2 separate regions of the Homo sapiens genome follow, and region 1 is linked to region 2. A link is a loop called in an ENCODE intact Hi-C map of the cell type or tissue named here. Cell type or tissue: heart left ventricle. All regions are shown on one strand. Links, peaks and the distances in the headings refer to the core of each region. The heading gives the core; the rest is flanking DNA.

What was found. Peaks named below come from ENCODE experiments on the same cell type or tissue, not always from the same donor. Only the 100,000 strongest peaks of a DNase experiment are listed, where the experiment ranks them.
Region 1: it touches region 2 in a loop (2.7-fold over the local background); 19 of 110 quality-filtered maps call a loop at or near these places.

The regions. Positions count from the first base shown.
Region 1 is chr3:47,516,040-47,527,936 of GRCh38, reverse strand. No RefSeq gene overlaps it. Among named protein-coding and RNA genes, the nearest start is that of ELP6, 8.3 kb to the right of the region's middle. RefSeq lists an enhancer at 5,312-5,501. In heart left ventricle, for the core only: a CTCF peak has its summit at 5,666 (motif pointing left); a DNase peak (open chromatin) is centred at 5,636.
Region 2 is chr3:48,146,450-48,158,346 of GRCh38, reverse strand. CDC25A (cell division cycle 25A) reads left to right here. Exons shown (of 15, transcript NM_001789.3): 15 at 1-1,201. Among named protein-coding and RNA genes, the nearest start is that of CDC25A, 36 kb to the left of the region's middle. RefSeq lists a silencer at 9,827-10,016. In heart left ventricle, for the core only: a CTCF peak has its summit at 6,647 (motif pointing right); DNase peaks (open chromatin) are centred at 6,138 and 6,756; H3K27ac peaks cover 1,560 bases.

The DNA.
Region 1 (11,897 bases), core at 1,852-9,851, 630 kb after region 2:
AGCCTCCCAGGTAGCTGGGATTACAGGCATGTGCCACCACACCTGGCTAATTTTTGTATTTTTAGTAGAGACGAAGTTTCGCCATGTTGGCCAGGCTGGCCTTTAACTCCTGACCTCAAATTGTCCACCCACCTCGGCCTCCCAAAGTGCTGGGATTACAGGCATGAGCCACTGCGCCTGGCCCATTTGATTGTTTTTTTAAAAATAATTTCTGAGCTGGGCACAGTGGCCCAAGCCTGTAATCCCAGCAGTTTGGGAGGCCAAGGCAGGAGGATTGCTTGAGTTCAGGAGATAAAGACCAGCCTGGACAAATCGAGACCCTGTCTCTATAAATGTACAAAAAAGGGCCAGGCGCAGTGGCTCACGCCTATAATGCCAGCATTTTGGGAGGCTGAGGTGGGCAGGTCACGAGGTCAGGAGATCCAGACCATCCTGGCTAACACGGTGAAACCCTGTCTCTACTAAAAATACAAAAAATTAGCTGGGCATGGTGGTGGGCGCCTGTAGTCCCAGGTACTCAGGAGGCTGAGGCAGGAGAATGGCATGAACCTGGGAGGCAGAGTTTGCAGTGAGCCAAGATGGTGCCACTGCACTCCACCCTGGGCGACAAGAGTGAGACTCCGTCTCAAAAAAAACAAAACAAAAACAAAAAATTACAAAAAAGGCTGGGCACAGTAGCTTATGCCTGTAATCCCAGCACTTTGGGAGGCCAAGGCAGGAGGATCACCTGAGGTCAGGAGTTTGAGACCAGCCTGGCCAACATGGGGAAACCCCGTCTCTACTAAAAATACAAAAATTAGCTGGGCGTGGTGATGGGCGCCTGTAATCCCAGCTATTCAGGAGGCCGAGGCAAGAGAATCGATTGAACCCAGGAGGCGGAAGTTGCAGTGAGCTGAGATCATGCTACTGCACTCCAGTCTGGGCAACAGAGCAAGACTCTGTCTAAAAAAAAAAAAAATAGCTGGGTGTGGTGGCTGAGGTGAGAGGATCGCCTGAGCGCAGGAAGTCGAGGCTGCAATGAGCTGTGATCACTCCACTGTACTCCAGCCTGGGGAACAGAGGCTGTTTCTAAAAAAATTTTAAATAATAATAATTTCTATCTATCTTTTTTTTTTTTTGAGATGAAGTGTCTCTCTGTCACCCAGGCTGGAGTGCAGTGGTGTGCCGGCTCACTGCAACCTCCACCTTTTGGGTTCAAGCGATTCTCCTGCCACAGCCTCCCACATAGCTGGGATTACAGGCATGCGCCACCTCGCCCGGCTAATTTTTGTATTTTTAGTAGAGACGGGGTTTCACCATGTTGGCCAGGCTGGTCTCTAACTCCTGACCTCAAGTGATCCACCCACCTTGGCCTCCCAAAGTGCTGGGATTACAGGCGTGAGCCGCCATGCCCAGTGTCTATTAACTGATATTCTCTATTTGATGGGACATTTTCATCACACCTTCCTTTACTTCTTTTTTTTTTTTGAGGTGGGATCTTGCTCTATCATCATCCAGGCTGGAGTGCAGTGGCTCAATCTCAGCTCACTGCAGCCTTGACTGCCCAGGCTTAAGTGATCTTCCCACCTCAGCCTCCCAACTAGCTGGGACCAGGGGCACATGCCACCACACCCAACTAGATTATTAAATTATTTGTAGAGACGGGGTCTCACTATGTTGCCCAAGCTGGTCTCGAACTCCTGGGCTCAAGCGATCCTCCCACCTCAGCCTTCCAGAGTGCTGGGATTACAGGTGTGAGCTACAGTGCCCAGCCCCTTTACTTCTTTAATCATGGTTTTCTCTAGTTATTTGAAAATATTCATAATGATTGCTTTAAAGTCTTTCCATTAAATCTGACATCTGAGCTTTCTCACAGGTAGTTTCTATTGCCTGTTTTTTCCCCTGGGGTTTGGGTCAGACCTTCCTGTTTCTTTGCATGTCTTCTATGTAATTTGTTATTGGAAACTGGACATTTTAGGTGATATATTGTAAAACTTCGGGCACTGGTTTCTCTGTTCCATGGCTTGTTATTGGTTTTTGTTTATTTGTTTGGTGACTAGTGGATTATTTAGTGAAGTCTACACTCATCGGCCCCCACCCCAATCCCGATCACCACCCATAGTGTGCAGCCTCTTATGTTGCTCCCCAGAGGGCACAGCCTTGGGTATGCCCACAGTCACCCTGGGATGGCAGTGATTCTGGCAGGACTTGATCTCATTCCCTGACCACATACAGCTGTTACACTCCGCTAATTGCTGTCTGATTGCTCTACTGTTTTCAACAATTCCTTGGGGTACAAATTGCTCTACAGAGGAATCCAATTGAATCTGGGCTTTTTTGAAGGAATCTCTCTCTCTCTCTTTTTTTTTCTTTTTCTTTCTTTTTTCTTTTTCTTTTTTTTTTTTTTTTTTGAGGCAGTCCCGCTCTGTCCCCCAGGCTGGAGTGCAGTAGTGTGATCTCAGCTCACTGCAACCTCTGCCTCCTGGGTTCAAGTGATTCTCCTGCCTCAGCCACCCAAGTAGCTGAGATTACAGACGTGTGCCACCACACCTGGCTAATTTTTATATTTTTAGTAGAGATGGAGTTTCGCCATGTTGGCCAGGCTGGTCTTGAACTCCTGGCTTCCAGTGATTCTCCCGCCTCTGCATCCCAAAGTGCTGGGACTACAGGTGTGAGCCACCGTGCCTGGCCTGAAGGGATATCTCTTTAGGTCAATGATTGAGACTTGTGACTCCAGAATGGCTCTTAACTGTATCTTTCCTTGGTCCTGTCTAGTAAACTAGCCAACTTATGGTTTTGCTTCTATCTCTGATTTATTTTCTCAATTCCTCTTAATGGCATTTGTTTTTAAAATCAGAACCTCCATTGTTTCTGAGAGCACCATTAGGCTTGAACTTCTCCACATTCTTGCAAACAAAGTCAATTTGTTTGGGAAAAAATCTGAAGCTCCCGGCCTTCCCCTTTACCCAGGCAAAAATCTCTGAGCCACAGCTCTGGAGCTGGGGTCAGGGACAATGGCCCATCTCTTGCTGAGTGACACACCTGCTGTAAGAGATTGTCACTCTGTGGAGAGTAGGGAAGTAGTCTTCTTGGCTTGCCTCTGCCTTATGAGCCAGAATTAAGACAATCAGGGCCCCGGTATTTTCAGTGGCACCACACACAATGTAGTGTCTCTATTCCCTGCCTGAGGCCTAGGTGCACTAACAGAGCTACCATCTTGGCCATACTCATATAGGGCTTAGCCTCCGCAACCGGTAGCTGGGAGCCGGGTGGAAAATGCCGGCATTCTATCCCTCTTGGGAAGACAGTTCTCCAACTGGGAGCTAGTTGGAGAGGGAATCCTTTGTTCTTGGCTGAACCAGTCTGGAGTGGACTTTCCATCTCACTGAACTGGGAAGGAGAAAGAAGGAATGCATGTTGGTTTAAATATCATAGCTTTGATTAGTCCTACCAAGTTTTAGTAGATTTACTTGAATAAATATTTACTCATTTTCTGAATGCACTTAGGACCATTTCCAGAGGCTTTATTATTATTATTATTATTTAATTTTTTTGAGACTGAGTCTCACTCTGTCGCCCAGGCTGGAGTACAGTGGCGTGATCTTGGCTCACTGCAACCTCCACCTCCCAGGTTCAAGCAATTCTCATGCCTCAGCCTCCCAAGCAGCTGGGACTACAGCCTCCATGCCTGGCTAATTTTTGTATTTTTAGTAGAGACAGGGTTTCACCATGTTGGCCAGGCTGGTCTCAAATTACTGACCTCAGGTGATCCGCCCACCTTGGCCTCCCAAAGTGCTGGGATTACAGGTGTGAGCCACTGTGCCCAGCCTGTGTTTCTATTTTTGAGACAGGGTTTTTCTCTGTTGCCCAGGCTGGAGTGGAGTGGCATGATCATAGCTCACTTCAACCTTGAACTCCTGGGCTAAAGTGATCCTCTCACCTTGGCCTCCAGAAGTGCTGGGATTACAGGCATGAGCCACCACACCTGGCCCTGGATAGTTTTTTTAACATTTCTCCTCTCCCCGTCCCCACTGCAAGTCCTGGTTTAGCCCCTCCCAGCCTCCTGCCCCACCCCTTCTGAGGCAGCCAGTGCTGTGGCTTCAGTGGCTGGTCTAAAACATGCACTGGCGGCCAGGTGCCGTGGCTCACTCCTGTAATCCCAGCACTTTGGGAGGCTGAGGCAGGCAGATAACCTGAGGTCATGTATCCCTAGCATCTAGAAGAATACCTCTGATACAGTAGGTGCCAAAAAATGTGAGGAATGAGACAAGGACCTATGGTATAGCTGGAGAAAGATGTGCTTGCAAGAGGGTCACAAAAGATGACAAAAGAGTGTATTTAGCCTTGCTTCCCCAAAGGCTGAGCTGAGTGGAGGTCCTTTATGAGGAAGGAAACCCCAGCTGGGAGTGAGGCAGAAGTAGGAGAGGCCTGGGCAGGCAAGAGTTGTCAAAGTGGAGGAGCTGGCTGGCGTCTGGGAAAAGCCAGCAGAGTGTCTCCCAGAGCTGTACACATGCCAGACAGGTGACTGGAACAACTTTCTTTTTATTTATTCATTTTGAGACAGGTTCTTGTCCTGCTGCCCAAGCTGGAGTGCAGTGGTGCAGTCATGGCTCATGGCAGCCTCAACTTCCTAGTCTCAAGTGATCCACCAATCTCAGCCTCCTGAGTATCTGGGACCACAGGTGTGCACCACCATGCTCAGCTAATTTAATTTTTTGTAGAGATAGTGTCTCACTATGTTGCCCAGGCTGGTCTCAAACTCCTTGCCTCAAGTGATCCTCCTGCCTCGACCTCCCAAAGTGCTAGAATTACAGGTGTGGGCTCTTCAGAGGCATTTACTGAGATGGAATATGAGGCCAACACCTGTGGAAGGAAGGAGGCGGAAGCAGGATGGGGCAGGAGAACTTGAACAGTGATGGGCACCCAACAAAGTCTTGGAGAAGTTAGACAGTCGGACAGAGTCTCACATGAGATGGAAATGGCCAGTTCTTTATAGCCCCTGCTTTGCTCAGTCACCAGATGAAGGCTGCCTTAGGAAGGGTGTGACCTCAGGTGAGGCTGTATGCAGCCGTGCTGGGCCCTGCAGGAACAGAGAGCTGGAGGGTGTCTGGTGACTGCTCTTCCCCTGGGTCCTGCTGAAAGGGATGTGGTGGTGCCGTCTGTGTGTACTTACAAGGGTGTGCTCAGGGAAGGCCTGAAGGAGTTCAAGGAAGCGTGCTCTGCAGACACCTGGGGGAATAGCTCATAAACAAAGGGAACAGAAGCACATGGCCCCTGAGTGTGCCCGTCTCTGAGGCCTGGAATAACAGCGCGGAGCCTGGTGGTGCCACAGTGAGTGGGGAACGGGTAAGGATTCCAAGCAGCCAGGGCTGTGAGGCCACTGTAGGACTCTGGCTTGCACTCTGATCTGCAGAGGAGCTGTGAAGGGATGAGGGCAGTGGGGACATTCCTTAAGTCAGGACAGCCTGAAGCAGGAGAGCCCATGAAGACTACCACTGGGCTCCAGAGAGATGAGCTAAGGGCAGGCTGGGGCAGGGGCAGCAGAGAGATTGCCAGATGCACGGCAGATTCCGACCTCTGAGGACTGTCTGCGGTGAGCTCTGCCCACGTGCTGGCCATTGCAACTGTTTCCAGCACTCAGGACTTATGACTAAGAGCTTTAGCCAGTGTCTGCTGCCCTCTGGTGGGTGTGCTGGAGATAACCCAAGGCTGCTTCCCGCTTTTTTCTTTTGTCAACAGTTTATGGGTTCTACAGGTTCACCTTCAACTTTGTGGTATGAAAACTCTCTAGACTGGGCGTGGTGGCTCACACCTGTAATCTCAGCACTTTGGGAGGCTGAGATGGGAGGATCGCTTGAGCCCAGGAGTTCGAGACCAGCCTGGGCAATATGGCAAAACTCCATCACTATTATTATTATTATTATTTTTTTTTTTTGAGATGAAGTCTTGCTCTGTTGCCCAGGCTGGAGTGCAGTGGCGTGATTTTGGCTCACTGCAACCTTCAATCCCCAGGTTCAAGCAATTCTCGTGTCTTAGCCTCTTGAGTAGCTGGGACTACAGGCGCACACCACCACACCTGGCTGATTTTTGTATTTTTAGTAGAGACGGGGTTTCACCATGTTGGCCAGGCTGGTTTCGAACTCCTGACCTCAAGTGATCCGCCTGCTTCAGCCTCCTCAAGTGCTGGGATTACAGGTGTGAGCCACCACACCTGGCCCTTATCTCTATTATTAAAAAACAAAACAAAAACACAACCTCTTGTCACAGATGATAGAGGTGTCAGACAACAACCTATTGATGAGGCAGCAAGTCATCAACTGAGAGACAGGGAGGCACAGGGAGCCATAGTGTCCATGCAGCAGCGCGGGGACTGGGGCTGGCAGGGCCCGTGCTGTTTTCTAGAAGTGAGGGTCACCAGCACCTGGAAGAGAAGTGGGGCTACAGGATGCATCCAGGACGGGGAGCTGCAGAGCAGGTGCCATTCCCAGGAGGCCAACAAGATGAAGATGTTGAGGGTGCCTGCAAGAGAACTCTGAGTTCAAGGATAGTTCATAGATTCCTGCTAGGGATGGAAGGAAATGGAGCTAATGGAAAGAAAATGCAGATGATGAAGGCCTGTAGATCCAAAAGAAGCTGAATATATGGCGAACTGAGGGCGTGATGGGGACTGTGGACAGAAGGAGCTATGGGAACTGCAGAGCCATCGGAAGTGTGGCTGCCCTCGTGGCTGCTGGAACCCAGGCACCTGTGCTCACCCCTGCTGCCTCTGCTGAGACCGTCGCTGCCTGCTGCAGCCCAGTCACCCACTACTGATGCTGACCCTGCCAGGGGAGTGATCATGAACAGAAAAATTCCTTCTTCCTGCCTTCCAGTCTCCTTCCAGTGTCTCCCTGACAGAGCTGCATTAGAAACCAGCTGGAAAAGCAGTCTGGAAGATTTAGTTTACAAGCTTCCAGCCCACTTCAATACAGAGGAGAGCACTCAAGGCCAGGGGAGGTAGGAGCTTCCTAATTGCTATGTAAAATCCCCTTCACCCTTTTGTTCCTCCAGTCCTTTGAACACTATTCTTTCCTGCAGAGAAGCTGTTTGAATTTTCCATAGTTGCACTATGCTGTTCAACATGTGCATAAGCAACAATGGGGGCAAATCCAAGTATTCCAGGACCTGAAGCTTATACAATTGGAGGGGAGTTCTCTTTGACAAAAAGAATACAACATTATGAACAGTAGATTAGCTTTATTAGCTTTATGATAAATTCAACGCTGCCTATAACCCAACAATTCCACTCCAGATACTAGAGAAACTCTTGCATATGTTCACCAAGAGACATGGTTTAGTATGTTCATGAGGGCATCGTTTTTTGTTTTGTTTTGTTTTTAGGCAGTCTTGCTCTGTTGCCCAGGCTGGAGCATAATGGTACAATCTTGGCTCACTGCAAGCCCCTGTCTCCTGGGCTCAAGCCATCCTCCCACCTCAGCCACCTGAGTAGCTGAGACTACAGGCATGCACCACCATGCCTGGCTGATTTTTTTTTTTTTTTTGAGACGGAGTCTCGCTCTTTTGCCCAGGCAGGAGTGCAGTGGTGCGATCTCGGCTCACTGCAAGCTCCACCTCCTGGGTTCACGCCATTCTCCTGCCTCAGCCTCCGGAGTAGCTGGGACTACAGGCGCCAACCACCGTGCCCGGCTAATTTTTTGTATTTTTAGTAAAGATGGGGTTTCACCGTGTTAGCCAGGATGGTCTCGATCTCCTGACCTCGTGATCTGCCCGCCTCGGCCTCCCAAAGTGCTGGGATTACAGGCGTGAGCCACCGCGCCCAGCCTGCCTGGCTGATTTTTGTATTTTTAGTAGATACAAGGTTTCACCATGTTGCCCAGGCTGGTCTTGAACTCCTGGCCTCAAGTGAGTCACCCGCCTTGGCCTCCCAACCTGCTGGGATTACAGGCGTGAGCCACCGCGCCTGGCCAATGAGGGCATCTTTCTAATGGGAAAATAAGTAGAACTAATTCATCACTATCAAAACAAGAATGAATAAATATAGGAAGAATCAATATTGTATATTAAAAATATATTGATTATCCTCAACTATATCTAAGATTCAATATATATGGATTAGACTAGAACCAAAAAGTAATAAGAAGAAAGAAATGGAAGAAAAAAAAGGAAAAAAAAAGATAAAACATAATACCAATCAACTTACCAGCAAAGTTAAATGCAACATGCTATTCTAAAATTGATCTGTATTCCTTCACACCAAACACAAAAATCAATTGCAGGTAGATTAAAGACTTAAATGTGAAAAGAAATACTTTATAACTTTTCAAGAAAATATAAGAGAATATCTTTATGATATTTGGGGTAAGAAAGACCTTTTTTTAAAAACTCAATAAGCTCAAACAGTAAAGGAATATGTTCTTAACTTTGGATCTCAAAAGATAATCAAAGCAAAATAGAACAACGACAAAAAGATAATCCACAGACTTCCATTCCCAGCAAAGGACATAATCCATGAGAGATGGGAAAATAATGTGATGAACCTAGGATCGTCTACGTTCACACTACCTTGAAAGAATTTCCAGACAGTAAGGAGAAACTAAGGTGGAGCCTAGAATACTCCTTTTTTTTTTTTTTTTTTTTTTTTTTTTTGAGACTGAGTCTCGCTTTGTTGCCCAGGCTGGAGTGCAGTGGTGCAATCACAGCTCACTGTAGCCTCAGCCTCCCAGGCTCATGTAATCCTCCCACCTCAGCCTCCCAAGTAGCTGGGACTACAGGTGTGCACCACCATGCCCGCATGCTGTATTTTTCGTCTTTTTTTTTTTTTTTTTTGAGGCGGAGTCTCGCTCTGTTGCCCAGGCTAGAGTGCAGTGGCGCGATCTCGGCTCACTGCAAGCTCCACCTCCCGGGTTCACGCCATTCTCCTGCCTCAGCCTCCCGAGTAGCTGGGACTACAGGCGCCCGCCACTATGCCCAGCTAATTTTTTTGTATTTTTAGTAGAGACAGGGTTTCACCGTGTTAGCCAGAAGGGTCTTGATCTCCTGACCTTGTGATCCACCCGCCTCGGCCTCCCAGAGTGCTGGGATTACAGGTGTGAGCTACCACGCCTGGCCCTGGAATACTCCTTGAGTTGAAAAGACAGAGCTAAGGCCAGACGCGGTGGCTCACACCTGTAATCTCAGCACTTTGGGAGGCCGAGGCGGGCGGATCACGAGGTCAGGAGATCGAGACCATCCTGGTTAACGCGTTGAAACGCCGTCTCTACTAAAAATGCAAAAAATTAGCCGGGCATAGTGGGGGGCACCTGTAGTCCCAGCTACTCGGGAGGCTGAGGCAGGACAATGGCATGAACCCAGGAAGCGGAGCTTGCAGTGAGCCAAAATTGCGCCACTGCACTCCAGCCTGGGTGACAGGACGAGACTCTGTCTCAAAAAAAAAAAAAAAAAAAAAAGAAAAGAAAAGAAAAGACAGAGCTAAGAGTCTGGGGAAACCAAGGCAGCTGGAGTTCATAGGACAGAGCACCAGAGATGACAGTGTTGCACAGAGAGAGAACCTGGAGACTTGCAGAGGGTCACCAAGCATTCAGCATACAAGGAAACTACCAAGGCCAGAAAAAGGAGTATCAAAAAAGGGAACATTTTCAACCTGATAAAGGGCATCCATGAAAAACCCACAGCTAACATATATTTAATGGTGAAAGACTGAAAGCTTTGCCCTAAGATCAGAAATAAAAGATGTCTGCTCTCACCATTTCTAGCCACTGCACTCAAGCAAGAAAAGGAAATCAAAGGCATCTAGATTAGAAAGGAAGAAGAAAACTGTCTATTCATGGATGACATAATCATCTATACAGAAAATCCAAGGGAAATCTTCAAAAAGCTACTAGAATGAATAAGCAAGTTTAGCAAAGTTGCAGGATAAGATCAACATACAGAAATCAATTGTATTTTGGCCGGGCGCAATGGCTCATGCCTGTAATCTCAGCACTTTGGGAGGCCAAGCCAGGTGGATCACAAGGTGAGGAGATCGAGACCATCCTGGCCAACATGGTGAAACCCCATCTCTATTAAAAATACAAAAATTAGCTGGGCATGGTGGCACACGCCTGTAGTCCCAGCTACTCGGGAGGCTGAGGCAGGAGAATCACTTGAACCCAGCAGGCGGAGGTTGCAGTGAGCCAAGATTGCACCACTGCACTCCAGCCTGGCGACAGAGTGAGACTCCGTCTAAAAAAAAAAAAAAAAAGGACAAAATATTTGAATAGACACACTTCACCAAAGGCATATGGATGGCAAATAAGCACATGAAAAAATGAAAAATGCTCAACATCATTCATTACTACAGAAATGCAAACTAAAAGTGCAATGTGGTCAGGCACGGTGGCTCACGCCTGTAATCCCCGCACTTTGGGAGGCCGAGGTGAGTGGATCACTTGAGATCAGGCATTCGAGACCAGCCTGGCCAACATGGTGAAATCCTCTCTCTACTAAAAATACAAAAATTGGCCAGGCACAACGGCTCATGCCTGTAATCCCAGCACTTTGGGAGACCGAGGCAGGCGGATTGCCTGAGCTCAGGAGTTCAAGACCAGCCTGGGCAACCCGGTGAAACCCCATCTCTACTAAAATACAAAAAATTAGCCGGGCATAGGATGTGCCTGTAGTCCCAGCTACTCGGGAGGCTGAGGCATGAGAATTGGTTGAACCCAGGAGGCAGTGGAGGTTGCAGTGAGCCGAGATCGTGCCACTGCACTCCAGTCTGGGCCACAGAGTGAGACTCTGTCTCCAAAAAACAAAAACAAAAAACAAAAAAATAAAAACACAGAAATTAGTTGGATGTGTGGTGGACGTCTGTAATCCCAGCTACTCAGGAGGCTGGGGTAGGAGAATTGCTGGAACCTGGGAGGTGGAGGTTGCAGTGAGCTGAGATCACAGACTATACTCCAGCCTGGGCGATAGGGCAAGACTCTGTCTTAAAAAAAAAAAGAAGAAAGAAAAAGAAAAGAAAAGAAAAAGCAGTGTAATATCAGGGTGGCTAAAATTAAAAAGATTGACCATACCACCTATTGCCAAGGAACTGGAGCCCTTATACATTGCTGGTGGGAATGTAAAATGGTACAACCACTTTGGAAAATAATCACCCAGGCTGGAGTGCAATGGCGAGATCTCGGCTCACTGCAACCTCTGCCTCCCGGGTTCAAATGATTCTCCTGCCTCAGCCTCCCGAGTAGCTGGGATTACAGACATGTGCCACTAAGCCCAGCTAATTCTTGTATTTTTAGTAGAGCCAGGGTTTCACCATGTTGGCCAGGCTGGTCTCAAACTCCTGACCTCAAGTGATCTGCCCACCTCAGCTTCCCAAAGTGCCAGGATTACAGGCATGAGCCACCGTGCCCGGCCCAATGCCTGGCAGTCTTTTAGGCACTGAGGAAATAACAGCAAAGAAGACAGGCAAAAATCCCTGTCCTCTTGCCTTCTGGTACTAAAGTTCAAATAAGGAAAGTAAGAAACGTAAAATTAGTTCAGACTGTGAAAACCTGTCCTGCTATTTTCTCATCACAGATAATAGATGTGCAGGCTGGAGTGCAATGGCGCGATCTCAGCTCACTGCAACCTCCATCTCCCAGGTTCAAGGTCTCCCACGTAGCTGGGATTAAACATGCTGCAGCTGTAGTCTCATAAATAACCCCTTTCTTTGAGAGACTACCGCTTTTTTTCTTTTTCTTTTCTTCCTTTTCTTTTCTTTTTTTTTTTTAAGACAGAGTCTTGCTCTGTCGCACAGTCTGGAGTGTAGTGGTGTGATCTCGGCTCATTGCAGCCTCCACCTCCTGGCTTCAAGTAATTATCTTGCCTCAGCCTCCCATGTAACATGAGCCACCTCACTCGGTGGCGACTACTGCTTTCTTAGCAAGAAACTTTGTTCT
Region 2 (11,897 bases), core at 2,145-10,144:
TGCAAACCTGTTATAAGTTATCGGACAGAAAGCTAGGTGCTCTGTCACCCCCAGGAGGCGCTGTGGTACTGGGGCTGCTGCTATTTAAGCCAAGAACTGAGGTCCTGGTGAGAGCGTTGGACCCAGGCTTGGCTGCCTGACATAAGCTAAATCTCCCAGACCCACCACTGGCTACCGATATCTATTTGGTGGGAGGTGTGGCCCTGTTCTTCCTCACCCCAGTTCCATGACATTGGCTGGTATAGGAGCCACAGTCAGGAAAGCACTTGAGGCAGCATCTGTTGGGCCACCCCCGGCTCAGTGCTGGAATGTTGCAGTGTAGGTTTCCCAGGGAAGGGGGGTGGGGGTAGGTGGGCTCCACAGGATGGGGGAGGAGCATGTCCACTGAGTATCTTCCTTATGTTGCTGTGATATTGATAGCTTTTATTTTCTAATTTTTAAAAAATGGTCATATTATGAGTCAAAGAGTATCAAATCAGTGTTGGATGGACCACCCAAGGGTGAGGAGAGGGGCTGGAAGCCCTGGGCATTAGGAGAAGGGAGTGGGTGCTGGCATGGACATGACTGGATAGAATTTTCTCAGGAGGGAGCTTGGTGGATTTTGAAGGTAAAACTTTCTGGGTTTATCATGTTTTAATTTTAGAGACAGGGAGTGATGAATCATCACCGGTTGTCCCCTTATCTAACTCCATAAAAGTGGGAATTTCAAAAGAACACCTCATCCAAGGAGCTGGGGCAGACTTCATTGATTCTAGAGAGACCTGTTTCAGTGCCTACTCATCCCTGCCCTCTGGTGCCAGCCTCCTTACCATCACGGCTTCACTGAGGTGTAGGTGGGTTTTTCTTAAACAGGAGACAGTCTCTCCCCTCTTACCTCAACTTCTTGGGGTGGGAATCAGTGATACTGGAGATGGCTAGTTGCTGTGTTACGGGTTTGAGTTACATTTGGCTATAAAACAATCTTGTTGGGAAAAATGTGGGGGAGAGGACTTCTTCCTACACGCGCATTGAGACAGATTCCAACTGGTTAATGATATTGTTTGTAAGAAAGAGATTCTGTTGGTTGACTGCCTAAAGAGAAAGGTGGGATGGCCTTCAGATTATACCAGCTTAGCTAGCATTACTAACCAACTGTTGGAAGCTCTGAAAATAAAAGATCTTGAACCCATGCTCTCTGCCTAGTTCTTGATGGATTTAAGGAGAATTACATTTCCCTTTAAGGTCCTGGGACCACATTAACTAAAATTAGTGTTTGGGATGGCCACATTTCCTCAAGAAGCTCTGACTCCAAAAACTTGTGGTTCAGATTGATTTGCAAGATGAAATGGGTGCATAAAAAGTGTGCCTGAGGCCAGCCGCAGTGGCTCATGCTTGTAATCCCCGCATTTTGGGAGGCCGAGGCAGGCAGATCACTTGAGGCCAGGAGGTCAAGGCTGCAGTGCCCACACATAATGTGATGCTGGGGGCTACTGGGGACAAAATATATTGGGCTGAAGCACAGAGGGACGCCCAGAATAGAAAACACATGGTCCTTTAGGTATGGGTTGGAAAACCAGGGGTTCAGGCATATTTGATTATATTATATATACATATATTTTTCTGAGACAGTCTCACTGTTGCCCAGGCTGGAGTTGCAGTGGTGTGATCTCGGCTTACTCCAGCTTCGACCTTCCAGGCTCAAGCAATCCTCCCACCTCAGCCTCCCAAAGTGCTGGGATTACAGATGTGAGCCACCATGCTTTTTAAAGTTTACTTTGAGCAAGTAATATTTCCCTGGATTGCTGCAAAGGTCAGCTGGCTTCCTGTCTGATCTATCCTTCCTAAAATTGCAAATTAAGTCAACCCATTATTGAGAATTTAATTTTTTTTTTTTTTTTGCCTGTAAAATGAAACGACCTCTTTAGCCCGTATGCTAAGATGCAACCTCATCCTTAGCCTCTGCTCATTTTATGCTTCACTGAGAGGTCAGGATTCTGTTTCTAGAATGCCCCTGCTCTCTGAAACTTGCTTGTTAGAGCTTGAAGCCTGCCATGCAGAAAGTTTGCATTTACTATAGAAAAATTTATGTGTGGACACCCACAAGGTCAAGAGTTGGTTAACTCAAAACCATGGGCAAAACTTAACTCACTTTAAATTTTGGGGAAAACTATTCCATCCAAGGTGTGATCTGATTCAGATTTTAAAAATTTAAAGTATGCAAAGATGTACAAAAAATCAACACTTATATTTCACACACCAGCTTAAGAATGAACAGCTTAGCTGAAGCCCCTTGCCTACCCTGACTTCATCATAAACTCTTCAGCTGCACCCAACCCCCATAAAGGTAACACTTATCCTTCCCTGGTATGACTATTTCCTAAGCAAGAAGATAGATTCAGATTTTTTTTCCTTTTTTTTTTTTTTTTTTTGACATGGAGTTTCACTCTTATTGCCCAGGCTAGAGTGCAATGGTGCAATCTCGGCTCACCACAATCTCCGCCTCCTGGGTTCAAGTGATTCTCCTGCCTCAGCCTCCCGAGTAGCTGGGATTACAGGCATGTGCCACCACACCCAGCTAATTTTATATTTTTAGTAGAGACGGGGTTTCTCCATGTTGGTCAGGCTGGTCTTGAACTCCTGACCTCAGGTGATCCCCCTGCCTTGGCCTCCCAAAGTGCTGGGATTACGGGCATGTGCCACCACACCCAGCTAATTTTATATTTTTAGTAGAGACGGGGTTTCTCCATGTTGGTCAGGCTGGTCTTGAACTCCTGACCTCAGGTGATCCCCCTGCCTTGGCCTCCCAAAGTGCTAGGATTACAGGTGTAAGCCACTGCGCCAGGCCTCATGTTTTCAAACTTTACAAATTGTGCACCTATAATCCCAGCTACTTGGGAGGCTAAGGCATGAGGATTGCTTGAGCCCAGGAGTTCAAAACCTGCCTGGGCAATATAGTGAGACCCCATCTCTAAAACAAAACAATCTCCATTATGTGCTCATTCATCCGTGACTCACTTTGATTTTTATTTCTCTGCTTATCACACTTAAGGGCACTTGGCTCCAAGAAGGGCAAAGCATGAATCAATAGTGACTCAGGCTACATCTCTCCAGCAGAGAAACCTGGAGTAAGTCACTTCTCCCTCTGGGGCCTTTCTTCACAAATAACAAATGCATTTGAACTAGATTTTCCGGCCAGGTGCAGTGGCTCATGGCTGTAATGCCTGCACTTTGGGAGGCTAAGGTGGGTGGATAGTTTGAGCCCAGCAGTTCTTGACCAGCCTGAGCAACATGCCAAAACCCTGTAACTACTAAAAATACGAAAAATTAGCCAGGTATGGTGGTGCATGCCTATTGTCCCAGATACTCAGGAGGCTGAGGTGGGAGGATTACCCAAGCCCAGGGAAGTCAAGGCTGCAGTGAGCCAAGATTGTTCCACTGCACCCCAGCCTGGGTGACAGGAGTGAGACCCTGTCTCAAAAAAAAAAAAAATTAAAAAAAAAAAGAATTAGATAAGTAGATGTTCTCTGTGACTGCCCCTGTCCCAACATACCGTGGCTCTGGCATTTGGATGGCCCCTTTGCATATGGCCCCTTTGCAATACCCACTTCAAATCTACTTGGAAGGGCCTCTATGGAGGAAAAGCTGTTTCTCTCATTCAATAAACGTTTGACTTGTGCTGAGCACTGAGGATAAGGAAGTGTGTAAGATGCAGGCTTTGTCTCAAGGCGTTCACTGGCTAGTGGGAGAAATAGTCACTAAAAATGACGAGGTCTTAGGTGTAACGTTTCCATGTAACAGAAGCTAGGATAGAGAGGGGTCCAGAGGACATGGGGCTCCAGAGCAAGCAGTGGACCCCATAGGAGGCGATGTTCAAATCTAACCTTCAGCAGGAGTCTCACGAGACAGGGTGTTCCAGGAAAAAGAAATTGTGTTCAAAGGGGAAATACCATGCATTCATACCTGTGAACAAGGTAGGAGAGGTTTGTGGTGGGCGGGGGGGGGGGGACCCTGAACGCCATTCTGAGGAGTCTGTAAGCCTAGGGATCTATGAGAGCAGGACTTCTCAAACACGTGGGAAACTTGTTAAAACGCAGATTCTGATTCCACAGCTCTGGGTCGCAGCCTGAGGTTCTGCATTTTTAACAGACTCTCAAAGCTGCTGATCCTTTTGCTACCCTTTGAGCAGCCAGCCTGTAGAGGGTTTAAGAAGGGAGCAGTGTGAAGCCGTGTAATTGCTGAGAGCAAGACAAAGGATGGATGATAGGTAAGGAATGATGATAATTATAGTCATAGCAGAAGCTGGGGCATGGGAGGGAAGGGCTTTAGGTGCTGGGATCTGGTGATGGATGGGTAGATGGGAGTGAGGGAGAGGGATGGATTCAGGATGGTCTCTTGGCTCCTGACCTGAGGGAGTGGCTGGACCACTGGTACTCAGAGCAAGAAATCAAGAAATACATGGCCAGGCACGGTGGCTCATGCCTGTAATCCCAACACTTTGGGAGGCCGAGGCAAGTGGATCACCTGAGGTCAGGAGTTCAAGACTAGCCTGACCAACATTGTGAAACCCCGTCTCTACTAAATACAAAAAATTAGCTGGGTGTGGTGGTGCATACCTGTAATCCCAGCTACTTGGGAGGCTGAGGCAGGAGAATTGCTTGAACCTGGGAGGCGGAGGTTGCAGTGAACTGAGAATGCGCCGTTGCACTCCAGCCTGGGCAACAAGAGTGAAACTCTGTCTCAAAAAAAAAGAAATACACAAGGAAAGGAAATATTGAAAAAGCCTAAGTTGAAATTTATAAAATTACTGGCCTGCATATTTTATAAATATCAGTGTCATACATGACCAAAGAGAGGCCCAGGAACCGTTCCAGATTAAAGGAGACTCAAGAGACATGACAACTAAATGAAATGTGTGATCTTGGATGGGATCCTGGACCAAACCGAAAAAGAGTACTATAAAGGACATTTTTGGAACATTTGACTACATTGAAATATGAACTTTAATTAGGTAAAATTATTATTATTATTATTATTTTGAGACACAGACTCGCTCTGTTGGCCAGGCTGGACTGCAGTGGCACGATCTTGGCTCACTGCAACCTCCGCCTCCTGTGCTCAAGCCATTCTCCTCCCTCAGCCCCCTGAGTAGCTGGGACTACAGGTACCCGCCACCACACCCAGCTAATTTTTAAATTTTTAGTAGAGATGGGGGTTTCACCATCTTGGTCAGGCTGGTCTCGAACTCCTGACCTCGTGATCCACCCACCTCGGCCTCCCAAAGTGCTGGGATTACAGGCATGAGCTACTGTGACCCACCAGGTAAAATTAGTAACTCAGTGTTAAGTTTCCTGAATTTGATAATTATACTGCAGTTATGTATGAGAACATCCTTGTTCTAAGGAAATAATACACTGAAATATTACAGGTTAAGTGTGTGTGTGTGTGTGTGTGTAAGAGAGAGAAGTAGACAGAGTCAAAGGGAAGAAAGCAAATGCAGCAAAATTTGAAAACGTTAAAATGTATGACTCTTGGCAAAGGGCATAAGGGAATTCTTTGTACTATTCTTGCAACTTTTCTGTAAGCTTTAAATTATTTCAAAAGAAAACATTTTAAAAGGGGGCTGGGCCGGGTGCAGTGGCTCATGCCTGTAATCCCAGCACTTTGGGAGGCCAGCGTGGGTGGATCACTTGAGGCCACGAGTTTGAGACCAGCCTGGGCAACATAGAAAGACGTCTTCTCTATAAAAATAAAAATTGAAATAAGTAAATTAAATAAAAAAGAGGGGCTGTCATGCTGAGCTCCTATGTGGACGGGGGGATCTGGGCAGTGACTGTCCCGATGCCTGAGTGGTCAAGTGTTGAATGTGAGGAGTGCTCCAGAGAAATATCCAGGCTGGTGACAGCAAGTTGTCACACGTATCCAAGTGGCAGTTCTACCAATGTAGAAGACAGGGAAGCAGAGAGAGAGGTTAGAGGCAGGATGCCAGGAAGCCAGGCAGGGAGGGGTAGGGAGCAGCCACAAGGAGGTCTCAGTGATAGGGTTAAGCTCGGCTGCCTGTGGTGGGACATATGTCACTGGTGACCTTGGGACACAAAGCCTGCCCACGCTAGGGTAGGGTAGGGGAAGGACAGGGAGGCGAGGCAGAAACAGCAGCAGGGGAAGACTGGGTGGCATTGGGCATGGCATTGGGCGTGCTCAGCCTCTGTGTGACTGTGACCTGGCAGCTGGGATGGGGGTGGATTACCTAGATGATTCTAAGACCTTAAGATCTTGGTCATTCTGATTTCTAAGCAATGACTCCTGGAAGTTGTGCAAAGCCCAGTCCAGAGTTCCTGCTTGCACGCTCCCAGAACAGAGGAGGCAGAGTCCCTTCCAGTGCTGGCCAGAGCAGGACAGCTCTTCCGCAGGCAAAGTCAAATCCGCACCTCCATACTGTGGCTACTTTGTATATGTTGATTCATTTTCCATTTATGTTTTCTGTTTAGTTTTTCAATATGGATGTCTTTCTTCAATATGAAGTATTTCAGACATACCCACTGTCTGGGAGTACCCACCGTCAAGGGTAAATAAAAACTTCCACCGATAGGCTTTCTTTGCCCTCTTGTTTCACTCTGCTGCCAGGCTGCCACGGGGCTTGGGGCTGTGACCACTGCAATGGCCATAGGAAGACATCAGGTGGCAGTGGTGCCCCAGGTTTGTCTCCTCAGGTATCTCGGCCTTCTAGCTCCTCTCCTCCAGAGCCAGTCAGTAACTGGGAGGAGCTGGGGGCTCTCCAGGAGCTTCCCACCCCTTCCCCTGCCCTGGCTTCCAGCTGCATTTAATGGCACTTTGCCTGCTCTGAGTACAGGAAAAGCTGTGGCTGTTCCTTGTCCAAGCCGCAGTTCCCAATGGCCTAGTTCAAGCATGTGTTTCATGCACCACAGTGCAAGGGCTCCCAAAGGGGAAAAAAGGGAAGAGGGCTGGTTTGGATTATTAGCATTTTGTATTTTTAATAAATGCATCAATGTGGTCATCATGGAAAAATGTCCGATCTTTGTGGGGTTTATTTACACTTCCTTCCTAGTTTACTTTGGGTGACGCAGGGTGGATCATAGGCCTTAACCTTCTAAAGCACAGCCTCTTTCCCCTGGCGGCTTCCTAGACTCTGATGAAGAAATAAGGCCTACTTTCTGATTCCGGTCTGCCCCTGACCAGTGGTGTGACACTGAGCAGAACACTTCACTTCTCTGGACCAGAGGTCTCAAGTATAAAGGATGAGCTTGGGCAACCTCCCCATCCTCCCCCAAGGACTCCTCACTATTCCTGTTCTTTGGGACCTCCTTACCTTTGCTGACACCTGCAGGGAATGCCTTTCTTTTTCCACAGAACTCTTTTTTCTTTTTTGGAGACAGAGTCTCACTCTTGTTGCCCAGGCTGGAGTGCAGTAGCAGGATCTCGGCTCACCACAACCTCCGCCTCCCAGGTTCAAGCGATGCTCCTGCCTCAGCCTCCTGAGTAGCTGGGATTATAGGCACCTGCCACCACTCCTGGCTAATTTTTGTATTTTTCGTAGAGACAGGGGTTTCACCATGTTGTCCAGGCTGGTCTCAAACTCCTGACCTCAGGTGATCCGCCTGCCTCAGCCTCCCAAAGTGCTGGGATTACAGGCATGAGCCACTGCTCCCAGCCTTCCACAGACTTATTCTTTTTAGGAGGGTTGGGGATGGGGAATAGGGTTTCGCTCTGAGTAGCTGGGACTATAGATGCACACCATCACACCCAGCTAATGTTTTTTTAAAATTTTTTTTGTAGAGACAAAGATCTCCCTATGTTGCCCAGACAGGTCTCAATCTCCTGGCCTCAAGTGATCCTCCCACCTCAGCCTCCCAAAGTGCCGAGATTATAGGAATGAGCCAATGCATCTGCCCTCTGATTCATTCTTGTAAACATAAATAATATAATTGTCCGGCTGGGTGCAGTGGCTCACACCTGTAATCCCGGCACTTTGGGAGGCCTAGGTGAATGGATCGCTTGAGCTCAGGAGTTCAAGACCAGCCTAGGCAACATGGCGAAAACCTGTCTCTACAAAAAAATACAAAAAATTAGCCAGGTGTGGTGGTGTGTGCCTGTAGTCCCAGTTACTCCAGAGGCTGAGGTGAGAGGATTGCTTGAGTCTGGGAGGTGGAGGTGGCAGAGAGCCGAGATTGTGCCACTGTACTACAACCTGGGTGACAGAGTGAGACCCAGTCTCGAAAATAAAAATAAAAATAAAAATAAATAAATAGGCCGGGTGCGGTGGCTCATGCCTATAATCCCAGCACTTGGGAGACCTGAGGTCAGGAGTTCGACACCAGCCTGGCCAACATAGCGAAACCCTGTCACCACTAAAAATACAAAAATTTAGCAGGGCATGCTGGCAGGTGCCTATAATCCCAGCTACTTGGGAGGCTGAGAAGGAGAATCACTTGACCCAGGAGGCGGAGGTTGCAGTGAGCGGAGTTCGCACCACGGCACTCCAGCCTAGGCAACAGAGCAAGACTCCATCTCAAAAATAAAAATAAAAATAGACCGGACGTGGTGGCTCATGCCTGTAATCCTAGCACTTTAGGAGGCCGAGGTGGGCGGATCGCCTGAGGTCAGGAGTTCGAGACCAGCCTCGCCAACATGGCAAAACCCTGTCTCCACTAAAAATACAAAAATTTAGCCAGGCGTGATGGCAGGCGCCTGTAATCCCAGCTACTCGGGAGGCTGAGGTAGGAGAATTGCTTGAACCTGGGAGGGGCAGGTTGCAGTGAGCTGAGATTGCGCCATTGCACTCCAGCCTGGGCGACAAGAGCAACACTTTGTCTCAAAAAACAAAACAAAACAAAAAAAGCCTGGCCAACACAACGAAACCCTTTCTCTACTAAAAATACAAAAACTAGCCAGGCGTGGTGGCAGGGGCCTGTAATCCCAGCTACTTGGAAGGCTGAGGCAGGAGAATCACTTGAACCTGGGAAGCAGAGGTTGCAGTGAGCTGAGATCGCGCCACTGCACTCCAGCTTGGGCGACAGAGTGAGATTCCGTATGGAAAAAAGGAATGTAAAACTCGATGGGATAAACTACAGTTTAGAATTAGATCCAACTGGGCCAGGCACGGTGGCTCACACCTGTAATCCTAGCACTTTGGGAGGCCGAGACGGGCGGATCACCTGAGGTCGGGAGTTTGAGACCAACCTGACCAACATGGAGAATCCCTGTCTCTACTAAAAATACAAAAATTAGCCGGGTTTGGTGGCACGTGCCTGTAATCCCAGCTACTCAGGAGGCTGAGGCAGGAGAATTGCTTGAACCTGGGAGGCAGAGGTTGTGGTGAGCCAAGATCACACCACTGCACTCCAGCCTGGGCAACAGGAGTGAAACTCCATCTCAAAAAAAAAAAAAAAAAAAAAAAGAATTATTAAATCCAACTGGAGAGAGAGCTAATATGCTGGAGAAATGTGGTGTTAGAAGATTATTTGGAATGGAATGAGATACATACTTATGACACTTAGGAAACCATGAAATAGGTGGAAAGAGACAGAACATCCTGAGAAAATCTAACTATATCAAATTTGAGTCCCAGAAGGAAAGAAAAGAAAGAATAGGAGAAAGGCAATTTTTGTTTTTGTTTTTGTTTTTCTGAGACGGAGTCTCACTCTATTGCCCAGGCTGGAGTGCAGTGGCACGGTCTTGGCTCACTACAACCTCCACCTCCAGGGTTCAAGCCATTCTCCTGCCTCAGCCTCCCAAGTAGCTGGGATTACAGGCACGTGCCACCAAACCCGGCTAATTTTTGTATTTTTAGTAGAGACAGGGTTTTACCTTGTTGGCCAGGCTGGTCTTGAACTCCTGACTTCGGGTGATCCGCCTTCCTCAGCCTCCCAAAGTGCTGGGATTACAGGTGTGAGCTACCATGCCCGGCCAAGAAAGGCATTTTTTTCTTTCTTTCTTTTTTTTTTTTAGATGGAGTCTCACTCCGTCACCCAGCTCCATGGAGTGCAGTGGCACTATCTCAGCTCAACCTCTTCCTCCCGGATTCAAGCTATTCTCCTGCCTCAGCCTTCCGAGTAGCTGGGATTACAGGCATGCGCCACCATGCCCAGCTAATTTTTGTATTTTTAGTAAAGACGGGGTTTCACTATGTTGGCTAGGATGGTCTCAATCTCTTGACTGCATGATCTGCCTGCCTCAGCCTCCCAAAGTACTGGGATTACAGGCGTGAGCCACCGCACCTGGCAAGAAAGGAACTTTTTAAAGAAAGAATACCTGATGAACACCTTAAATCCCCAAAATCAAGAAATCCCATGAATCCCAAGCAGAGTAAATAAGAAATCCACATTTGGGTATGTAACGAGGACAGAATACCAAAGACACAGGATACCAAAGTGCATGCTGAATAGAAAGCCAGAGGACCAACACAGAGACAACACGTAGCTGCTGCTCAGCAGCAACAGTGGAAGACTACGGCAACATGGAAATACTGCAAGCCTCGCTGTACTCTCACCCTTCCTAATCCCATGTCCTCTGAAAAGATAGCCCCTATTAAGTTAGGGGTGTACCTTCTAGACCTTTTCTATGCATGTATAAATATACATAATGTATATGGATATGGATGTGTGCATCTATATTTATGTTTATTATTATTATTATTTTTTTTTGAGACAGAGTCTGACTCTGTCGCCCAGGCTGGAGTGCAGTGGCGTGATCTTGGCTCGCTGCAAGCTCAGCCTCCCGGGTTCACGCCATTCTCCTGCCTCAGCCTCTCCAAGTAGCTGGGACTACAGGCACCCGCCACCACGCCTGGCTAATTTTTTGTATTTTTAGTAGAGATGGGGTTTCATCGTGATCTCAATCTCCTGACCTCGTGATCCGCCCGCCTCGGCCTCTCAAAGTGCTGGGATTACAAGCGTGAGCCACAGTGCCCGGTCTATTATTTTTTTTTTTTTTTAGAGATGGAGTCTCACTATGTTGCCCAGGCTGGTCTCAAATTCCCAGACTTAAGACACCCCTCTGCCTTAGCCTCCCTAATAGCTGGGACTACAGGCACACCCTAGGGTGTCCTGGCCTTTATCTATATTTAGGTATTGGTATGGTTTGAATTCTTGTCCCCTCTGAAACTCATGAGATTTAATTGACATGAAGCCTTTAGGAGGTGATTAGGTCATGATGACTCTGCCTTCATGAATGGATTAATGCTCTTATCATGGGAGTGGGTTAGTTATCTCGAGACTGGGTTTGTTCTCAAAGCGAGTTTAGCTGATTTCTTCTGTCTTCTGCACTTGCTTCCATCTTCTGCCATTCTCCCATGAGATGACCATCTCCAAGGTGCTGGCGCCATGCTCTTAACCTTCCCAGCCTCAGGAGGTGTAAGAAATAAATTTCTTTTCTTTCTTTCTTTCTTTCTTTCTTTTTTTTTTTTTTTTGAGACATAGTCTCGCTCTGTCACCCAGGCTGGAGTGCAGTGGCGCGATCTCAGCTCACCGCAACCTCTGCCTCCCGGGTTCACGCCATTCTCCTGCCTCGGCCTCCTGAGGAGCTGAGGCTGCCACCACACCCGGCTAATCTGTTGTATTTTTAGTAGAGATGGGGTTTCACCATGTTAGCCAGGATGGCCTCGATCTCCTGACCTCATGATCTGCCCGCCTCAGCCTCTCAAAGTGCTGGGAACAGGCATGAGCCACCGCGCCTGGCCAATAAATTTCTTTTCTTTATAGTCTTGGCTGGGCACAGTGGCTCACGCCTGTAATCCCAGCACTTTGGGAGGTCGAGGTGAGTGGATCACCTGAGGTCAGGAGTTCGAGACCAGCCTGGCCAATATGGCAAAACCCCCATCTCTACTGAAAAAAAAAAAAAAAAAAAAAGGCCAGGTGGCGGCTCACACCTGTAATCCCAGCACTTTGGGAGGCCGAGGCTGGCGG